Regions from separate parts of the Homo sapiens genome. Here region 1 is linked to region 2. Evidence: chromatin contacts called from ENCODE Hi-C or POLR2A ChIA-PET data. All regions are on one chromosome and are shown on one strand. Each heading gives the region's core, a stretch centred on a gene start or an enhancer-like site at or near the end of the contact. The rest is flanking DNA. Distances are from core to core; before and after follow the strand shown.

Region 1 (4,703 bases), core at 362-2,861, 110 kb after region 2:
ATGTACACACATATATATATGTATATATATATTTTTTGAGACATGGGATCTCACTTTGTTGCCCAGGCTGGTCTCAAACTCCTGACCTCAAGTGATCCACCCTCCTCAGCTTCCCAAAGTGCTGGGATTACAGGCATGAGCCACCCCACCTGGCCTCTACCTCTGTTTTCTTTTCTTTTTTTGAGGCGGAGTTTCTCTCTTGTCACCCAGGCTGGAGAGCAGTGGTGCTATCTCGGCTCACCACAACCTCCGCCTCTCAGGTTCAAGCGATTCTCCTGCTTCAGCCTCCCGAGTAGCTGGGATTACAGGCATACGCCACCACACCCGGCTAATTTTGTATTGTTTTTAGTAGAGACAGGGTTTCTTCATGTTGGTCAGGCTGGTTTCAAACTCCTGACTTCAGGTGATCCGCCCGCCTCGGCCCCCCAAAGTGCTGGGATTACAGGCGTGAGCCACCTTGCCCAGCCTATCTCTATTTTCTAATCTGTAAAACGGGGATCATAATAGCACCTCCTTCAGGGACATGTGATGGTTTCATGAGATATGATATGTAAGTCGCTCAGCACAGTGCCTGGCATACAGTAAGCACCCAATAAATGGTGCCTGCTGTTATGGACATTTATGGAAATAAGATCCTGGAAAGCAGATTGGAAGGGCATGTACTAAACAGACAAGGGGATGTCGTGGCTCAAAGCAGCAGGAGTAGGACTGGGATGCAGGGAAGGGGAGAGTCCATTGAAAGGGGAAGCTTTAGGCTGGGTGTGGTGGCTCAAGCCTGTAATCCCAGCACTTTGGGCAGCCAAGGTGGGCGGATCACCTGAGGTTGGGAGTTCCAGACCAGCCTGACCATCATGGAGACACCCCATCTCTACTAAAAATACAAAATTAGCCGGACATGGTGGCGCATGCCTGTAATCCCAGCTACTCGGGAGGCTGAGGCAGGAGAATTGCTTGAACCCGGGAGGCGGAGGTTGCGGTGAGCCAAGATCGTGCCATGGGACTCCAACCTGGGCAACAGGAACGAAACTCCATCTCAAACAAACAAACAAACAAACAAAAAAGAAAAGAAAAGGGAAGCTTTTCAGGGCCCTATGGCTGCATGGAGTGCCCCAAACTAAGGCGCATGTCTGCTTGATTCTATGCACCCTGTGTTGAAAAAACAGAAAAGACATTGTCAGAATGGGCCCAACCTCAGGGGACAGCATCACATAGGGCAGGGTAAAGCATGGCCCTGCAGGATTCATGGGATCATACATTGTCTTCATTCAGTCACTCAAGAAATATTTGCTGAGTACCTACTCTGTGCCGGGCCCTGCTCTGGGCTTGGGGAAGGTGAACTCAGAGAAAACACACAGAGCCTCTGCTCCCTAGCTCAGTCCAGTTGGGGGAAGGGGCAGCAGACTGATGGTAAACAAATAGGTACATTCACGCCTCTCCAGGGGTAGTGGGGAGAGGGGACCCCGAGGAGGCCAGCGTGTTGAAGCCGCAGCAAGCAAGTGGGTGGGCAGGGCCCTGGTTCCTCCAGGGGGGTGCGGCTGCCCTGTTTTTAGCCACAGATGCTCTTCCATTCCAGCCTGGTGCCCAGAGTCGGTTTCACTTTCCTCTTACCCGTTTTCTTAGAGTTTGGTTTCTGTTTTGTGGGTTCCCTGCCCCCCTTCCGCCTTTGTCTGGAGTTGCAGATTAGCCTAGTGGTTCTCAACCCTGGCTACATCTTAGAACCCTGGGGAGCTTTTTTTTCTTTTTTTCTTTTTTTTTTTTTTGAGACAGGGTCTCATTCTGTCTCCCAGACTGGAGTGAAGTGGCGCGATCTTGGCTCACTGCAACCTCTGCCTCCCAGGTTCAAGTGATTCTCCTTTCTGCCTCAGTCTCCCCAGTAGCTGGGGAGGCTACTCGCCACCACGCCTGGCAATTTTTTGTATTTTTAGTAGAGACAAGTTCTCACCATGTTGACCAGGCTGGTCTCAAACTCCTGACCTTAAGTGATCCACCCGCCTCGGCCTCCCAAAGTGCTGGGATTACAGGCCTGAGCCACTGTGCCCGGCCGACCCTGGGGAACTTTAAAATACCCATATCTGGGCCTGTCTTCAGTTAGATCAGAAGCCCTGAAGATGAGCCTTCCCAAACTCTGGTCTCGTCTTCTTAACTCGGTGAGAACAACGGTTGCCCTCCCAGTGCAGTGGTAGGAAAATCACCTATGCAATGTCAGGGCTCCTCCCCTTTATCTTCCGTTTTTCAGGGATCACAGCCCTGAGCTGCCCTTTGTCTAATATCTGAAAACACTTGTTTCCTGTGCTTTGTCCAGTTTCTTAGCTGTTTGTAGAAAAAGGGCAATTTCAGTTCACCTTACTTCCTCAAGGCCAGAACCTAGAGTCCCTCCTCATCCTTTGAACTCCCCAAGTCCTTCACCTGTCCCCTCTCCAAGTTTCTTCCCATGCTCTGGCTGGGATAACTGTGCTTGCAGGTTTCACCTCCACTTCTGGAAAGCGCCCCTCTTGGGGACACAGGGCCTGTCGGATTCACGTCTGTGTCTCCAGGATGTCTCACAGGGCCTGGCACGTGGTAGGTACGTGGTGGGCATGTTTTTGTGCATGGGTCTGCCCTGCCCTTCTTCCTTCAGGCCACCCCAAATCATATCCGTATCCCTAGAGAACTGACGCCCACCCCACTCCAACCAGGTGGCACCTCCAGGACCGCTGGTCAAGATACCCTCCCCACAGCCATTGGTCAGGGGTGGCCGTGAGACTCAAGACAGCACATGTGGCCGGGTGCAATCGCTCACGCCTGTAATCCCAGGACTTTGGAACGCTGAGGCAGGCAGATCACCTGGGATCAGGAGTTCAAGACAAGCCTGGCCAACATGGCAAAACCCCATCTCTACTAAAAATACAAAAATTAGCTGGATGTGGTGGTGGGTGCCTGTAATCCCAGCTACTCAGGAGGCTGAGGCTGCAGAATTGCGAGAACCTGGGCAGTGGAGGTTGTAGTGAGCCGAGATCGCACCACTGCACTCCAGCCTGGGCGATAGAGCAAGACTCCGTTTTTTAAATAAATTACCCAGTTCCAGGTTTTCTGTTATAAGCAACAGAGAATGGGTGAAGACATTTATTTTTATCTTTAATAATGTATTTAGGCCAATTGTATGCTAGAGAGACCTGACTACTACAAGACATCATTGTATGCTTGCCGAATAAATGAAATACCATTGATTAATTTGCAAACCACATTCCCAGTGCACCTGAGGTGGCTTCCAACAAGAACAAGGAAGGTAAAATTTAAAAAACAGAAATGGAGATTCAAGAATGTGGATGGGTGCAGTGGTATACACCCGTGCTACCAGTGGTGCACTCCCAGCTACTCTGGAGGCCCGAGGAGGGAGGATCACTTGAGACCAGGAATGTGAGTCCAGACTGGGCAACATAGCAAGATCTTATCTCTAAAAACAAAAAATTTTAGGCCGGGTGTGGTGGCTCATGCCTGTAATCCCAGCACTTTGGGAGGCTGAGGAGGGCGGATCACGAGGTCAAGAGATCGAGACCATCCTGACCAACATGGTGAAACCCTGTCTCTACTAAAAATACAAAAATTAGCTGGGTGTGGTGGTGCACGCCTGCAGCCCCAGGTACTCGGGAGGCTGAGGCAGCAGAATCTCTTGAACTCGGGAGATGGAGGTTGTAGTGAGCCAAGATCGTGCCACTGCACTCCAGCCTGGTGACAAAGCGAAACTCTATCTGAAAAAAAAAAAAAAAAAAAAAATTTAGGCCACATGGGATGGCTCACACCATAATCCCAGCACTTTGGGAGGCCAAGGCAGGAGGATCACTTGAGGCCAGGAGTTTGATACCAGCCTAGGCAACATAGTGAGACCCTGTCTCTAAAAAAATTATTAAAAAATTTTTTAAATAAAATAATAAAATATAATTAAAAGAGAAAATAAAGATCAGAAACAATAGCATACATATATAAATATGCAACCCATAAAGGCCTGTAAAAGTGCTTTATTAATTCAATATCAAATTTAGTTCTGAGCTTTCTGGCAGCCAAAGCAAAAAACTTTTTTTTTTTTTTCCGGAGAAAACTTCTTCAGTGGAAAGAAATTTTTTCCTAGACTTTAGCTGCAAAAGAACAGTTTCAGATGGGGCCTGCGGTGTGATGTGGTGAAGGCCAATCTCAGCCGCATTCGCACAGCCAAAGCCTGTAATAAGCCTCCCACAATGAGTCCTTGGAGAATGGGTCCAGGCGATTCAGTTGTTCTCATTTGGGCTCGCCTTGACCTCTCAGTGGCTCTTGTCATAGTTGGTCGCTTGCCTCCTCTTTGAAACACTTTCTTCACTTGGATGGGGGCCCTCACTCTCTTGGCAATCTTTTTTTTTTTTTGAGACGGAGTCTCGCACTCTCACCCAGGCTGGAGTGCAGTGGCGCCATCTCGGCTCACTACAAGCTCCGCCTCCCGGGTCCACACCATTCTCCTGCCTCAGCCTCCCGAGTAGCTGGGACTACAGGCGCCCGCCACCACGCATGGCTAATTTTTTTTATTTTTACTAGAGACGGGGTTTCACCGTATGAGCCAGGATGGTCTCGATCTTCTGACCTTGTGATCCGCCGCCTCATCCTCCTAAAGTGCTGGGATTACAGGCGTGAGCCACCGCGCCCGGCCTCTCTTGGCAATCTTCTTCCCCACCGTGGGCTGTGGTCTTGTCTCCATG
Region 2 (4,732 bases), core at 1-2,500:
TGAGGCCACATGGTTGCCCGCAGGACAGCTCTAAGACACCATTTAGTTGATTAAAGCAGATGTTCAAACTCTCCTCCAATCCCACCTATCTACTCACAATTTGCATCCCCCCAACCCCCATCAGTCTCCTTTTTTTAAAAAAAGAGATATGCTAGGCCAGGCATGGTGGCTCAGGCCTGTAATTCCAGCACTTTGGGAGGCTGAGGCAGGAGGATCACTTGAGACCAGGAGTTTGAGATCAGCCTGGGCAACATAGCAACACCCTGTCTCTAAAAAAAAAAAAAAAAATTAGCCAGTGATGCGTGCCTGTGGTCCCAGCTAGCTACTCGGGAGGCTGAGATGGGAGGATCGCTGGAGCCCAGGAGGATGAGGCTGCAGTGAGCTCTGATTGTACCACTGAACTCCAGCCTGGGCAACAGAGCCAGACCCTGTCTCCAAAAAAAGAAAAAAGATAAAGAGAAATGCTAGTGGTAAAAAAACGTAACTTAAAGCCTGTACATTCCCCGCAGGGGGGTGTTTATGGCCTTGTATCCAGCTGGCTCTTCCCAGATTCAAAAGCAATTATTCCAAAAGAATGCTTTATGGTTAAAATTAAACCACAGTCCAAAAGCTATTAGAACTGGACTTTGAACAAATGCCAAAGAGGACAGTTATGAACATCTTCTTGACAGAAAAAGAAAGAGACCCACCAGAAGGAAGAAATCTAAAACAAACAAAAAATTAAGTAAAATGTTGAAACCTGTTCAACCACCCTATTTCAGATAGAACGCACTTTTTAACCACATTAGGAAAGCGAAACTCGCCGTGGGTGGGGTGGAAACGCTGCCAGGTCATCCTGTCTAAAGAAACTCTGGTCGCGCCTACCTGAGGGACGTGCGGGCGCGGCTCGGCCCCCACGAGGCGCCCCGACACCGCGCCGGCCGCGCGGCTCCCGCAGGCACAGCGCCCGCCCCGGCGAGCACCAGTGCATCACCCCGGTGACGTGGGTCACCTGCCCTGATGCGTTATTCCGCCGCTTGATGAAGAAACCAGCATTTAGGAAAACACAGAGGCGCACATTAGCGTGCACGAAATCGCCCGAGGGAGCTGAGAGCTGGCGAGGTCACGAGTGCCGGGCTCCGGGCGGGGGGTGGGGCAGGGCGGCGGGGCAAGGCCGGGGCGGGAGCGGCGATCCGAGGCCGGGTCAGCAGCGCCCCCTCCTGGAACGCCGGGAGCGCCGCGCGCGCGGATGCCGCTCTCCTTCCAGCCTGGCGCGCCGCTGCCCCCTATCGGACAAACGCTTTGACCGTTGGCTAAAGCAAGTATCAGACGTCAGCCCCTCCAGGTGGCAAGCACGCCTGGCCAAGCCTCAGTTTCCACATCTCTCAAATGGGAGCGATGGCAACACTATCTACCCTTGCACACCTCAGAGGGTGACCAGGAGCAAATGAAGGAAGCACCGCTCTTTCTTCCTGGGCCGGCCTCGCTGCTTAGGCCCCAGCAAAATCCAGGTCGCCTCCCCGAGGTCATCTTTGTCCCCCGTGTCTGAACTGGGAGCACAGTTATAAAACCAGTCATGTTGTTCTGAGAGTGGCGTCTCTCTTCCAGTAGCTTCGATAACTCCACAAATGTATTTAACATAATTTTCAAAACATTTTTTCTTATAAGCATGTATCATAATTTAGTTTTCCGGCAATTATCCATTCACTGTCTAAATCCCCCACCACACTGTGAGTCCTGGGGATGCAGGGACCTCCCTGTCACTGTCATTGTTGTGTCTCCAGAATCTGCCTAGCACAGTGCCTCCCACACAGTAGGTGCTCAATAAATTGCTGTTGGAAAAATACATGGATGAAGCCTAGGAGCTGGAGGCTAGGCAGAAACAGAAAGGACAAAGTCAGATACGGGGGGAAATCCTATTTCCAGAATGGTATCTCAAGTGACTATTAAAAATGCGGCGCCGGGCGCGGTGGCTCACGCCTGTAATCCCAGCACTTTGGGAAGCCGAGGCGGGCGGATCACGAGGTCAGGAGATCGAGACCATCCTGGCTAACATGGTGAAACCCCGTCTCTACTAAAAATACAAAAAAAATTAGCCGGGCGTGGTGGCGGGCGCCTGTAGTCCCAGCTACTCGGGAGGCTGACTGCAGGAGAATGGTGTGAACCTGGGAGGCGGAGCTTGCAGTGAGCCGAGATCGCGCCCCTGGACTCCAGCCTGGGCTACAGAGCGAGACTCCGTCTCAAAAAAAATAAAAATATAAATATAAATAAATAAATAAATAAATAAATAAATAAATAAATAAATAAAAATTAAAATGAGGCCAAAGGCCGGGTGCAGTGGCTCATTCCTGTAATCCTAGCACTTTGGGAGGCCGAGGTAGGTGAATCACTTGAGGCCAGGAGTTCCAGACCAGTGGGGCCAACATGGTAAAACCCTGTCTCTACTAAAAATAGAAAAAAATTAACTGGGCGTGGTGGTGTGCACCTGTAATCCCAGCTACTGAGGAGACTGAGGCATAAGACTCTCTTAACCCTGGGAGGCAGAGGTTGCAGTGAGCCGAGATTGCACCACTGTCCTACCTGGTGACAGAGTGAGACTCTGTGTCAAAAAATAAAAATAAAAAAGGCCAGGCACAGTGACTCACGCCTGTAATACCAGCACTGGAGGAAGCCAAGGTAGGAGGATCACTTAGGCCCAGGAGTTCAAGACCAGCCTGGGCAACAAGATGAAACCACGGCTCTGCAAAAAATACAAAAATTAGCCAGGCACTGTGGCGTATGTCTATAGTTTCAGCTATTTGGGAGGCTGAGGTGGGAGGATTGCTTGAGCCCAGCAGGTGGAAGCCGCAGGGAACCATGATCACACCACCGCATTCCAGCCTGAGCAACAGAGTGAGATCCTGTCTCTAAATAATAATAATAATTAATAAAATAAAATAAAATAAAAATGAAAGGCCAGGCACAGTGGTGAGTGCCTATAATCCCAGCTACTCAGGAGACTGAGGTTGGAGGATCACTTGAGCCCAGGTGTTCTAATCCAGCTTGGGCAATGTAGGGAGACACCATCTCTATTTTAAAAAGAAAAGAAAGAAAAGGTGGGGATGATGAAAAAGGTTTTTAAATAGAAAGCGGTGGTGGTTGCACAACATTGTGAATGCACCAAATGCCACTGAATTGTAGGCTATAAAATGATTAATTATATGTTATATGCATTTCACCTCAATAAAAAAAATGAAAGGGCAGAATTGTAATATAATCATTATGATCATTCCTGCTTTAGACACTGCAAATACTTGATGAAGTCAACATAAAGAGAATAACTTTTATAGAGTGTTCTACAGTTGACATAAATGTTTTCATATAAATGATTTCATTTGTCCCTCCCAACAAGCCCATTAATTTGCAGACGAGGAAAACAGGATTGCAGATCAGTGGCTTCCTTCCAACAGGTAGGGCACACTCCCCCTCGGGGGCTCTGCCCTTGAGGCTCCCCGCTATGAAAAGACTTCCTCCAAACCACAGCTTCCCCCTCCCCTCTTGCTGGGCTCTGCTTCAAGGGTCACCAGAAGGGCCTTCCTCAAAGAGCGGCCCTCCTCCCCATCGTCATTCTCTCTCCCTTACCCTGCTTGAGTTTTTCTTTAAAATTCTTAGGACATATTATATTGACATTATTTCTTTTTGTCTCCTTCCACAACAATGTAAGCACCAAGAGAACAGTGCTATTTGTCAGTTTTGTTCTCTGTTATAATCCTGACATCTGGAATGGTACCTGACAAATAATAGGTGCTTAATAAATATTGTTAAATGAATGCATTTGTTAAAGGAATAATAACTTTACCATGAACTTGGCCAGATCTTTTGAGGATCCAAGGCTTTTTAGGTCACACCACAAAAACAAAATTACAATATGATGGAGATAAAATACCAGTTGTGAGAGGCCTGTAACAAAGCGCTACCCAGTTCACTGATTATTACCTGCGTGTGCTCCACTTATCCCCCAGGGAGGCACCTGTCTGTTGTATCCCTGGCTCCCAGCATGGTGCTGGACACCTAGTATTAGGCACTGATCTGCATCAGTAAGAAACAATGGATTCTGAGCAACACAAACAAGAACAGAACTGGCTACAGTGCACATCCCGGTCCCACCCTAAGTGTGCATATGGCAGGGAACGGGGAGTCTCTGAGGACCAGAGGAAGGAGGACACGCAGGACAGGGGCCAGAGTCCAGGGAGCAGCAGAGCATGGCCTTCTGAGCCCCACGTGATTTGTGTAGAAATAGCTCCCGAGACCAAGCTGATCTGCCATGTAAACCTCGCACGATTACTTCCTGTTCCCAGGGGAGAACTTGCAGGGCTAGCCTCTCGTGAGTGGGGTCAGCATGGTCTGACAGGATGGATGACCCCTGTGCTATGGACAGTGAGCCTCTGAGGGGCAGGGGCCACTCCATAATACTGTCCAGTGGCCTCTGAGAAATTCCTGGCCAGCACTGGCCGCCTTCCTCCAGTTCCTGAGCCAGGCAGCCAGGTGTGATGGAAAGTTGTCAGGTGTAACTCAAAGAACATAGATTAAGAGTCTAGAGGCCGAGCGCAGTGGCTCACACCTGTAACCCCAGCACTTTGGGAGGCCAAGGCAGGTGGATCACCTGAGGTCAGGAGTTTGAGACAAGCCTGGACAACATGGTGAAACCCCATCTCTACTAAAAATACAAAAATTAGCCGGGCATGGTGGCAGACACCTGTATTCCCAGCTACTT

What was found. A loop is a pair of places that touch in the nucleus more often than their neighbours do. ChIA-PET counts read pairs that join two places held with the same protein, here RNA polymerase II (POLR2A). Pooled maps may share reads with other maps.
Region 1: a pooled map shows a loop between it and region 2 (2.3-fold over the local background). The contact joins two enhancer-like sites. A Hi-C loop is called at or near these places in 6 of 50 pooled maps. POLR2A ChIA-PET finds 5 or more read pairs at or near these places in 3 of 52 experiments (Panc1, WTC11 and activated B cell).

What each region holds. Positions count from the first base shown.
Region 1 is chr11:65,926,645-65,931,347 of GRCh38, forward strand. No RefSeq gene overlaps it. Among named protein-coding and RNA genes, the nearest start is that of DRAP1, 9.6 kb to the left of the region's middle. RefSeq lists a cis regulatory region at 1,228-1,793 and enhancers at 1,330-1,759, 1,474-1,768. Within about 2 kb of position 1,612, at least 11 of the 41 ENCODE cell types and tissues checked have a DNase peak (open chromatin) inside an H3K27ac peak, as active enhancers do.
Region 2 is chr11:65,817,126-65,821,857 of GRCh38, forward strand. All of the region lies in intron 3 of LOC124902693, which reads right to left. Among named protein-coding and RNA genes, the nearest start is that of SNX32, 14 kb to the right of the region's middle. RefSeq lists a silencer at 887-1,346. Within about 2 kb of position 1,251, at least 20 of the 41 ENCODE cell types and tissues checked have a DNase peak (open chromatin) inside an H3K27ac peak, as active enhancers do.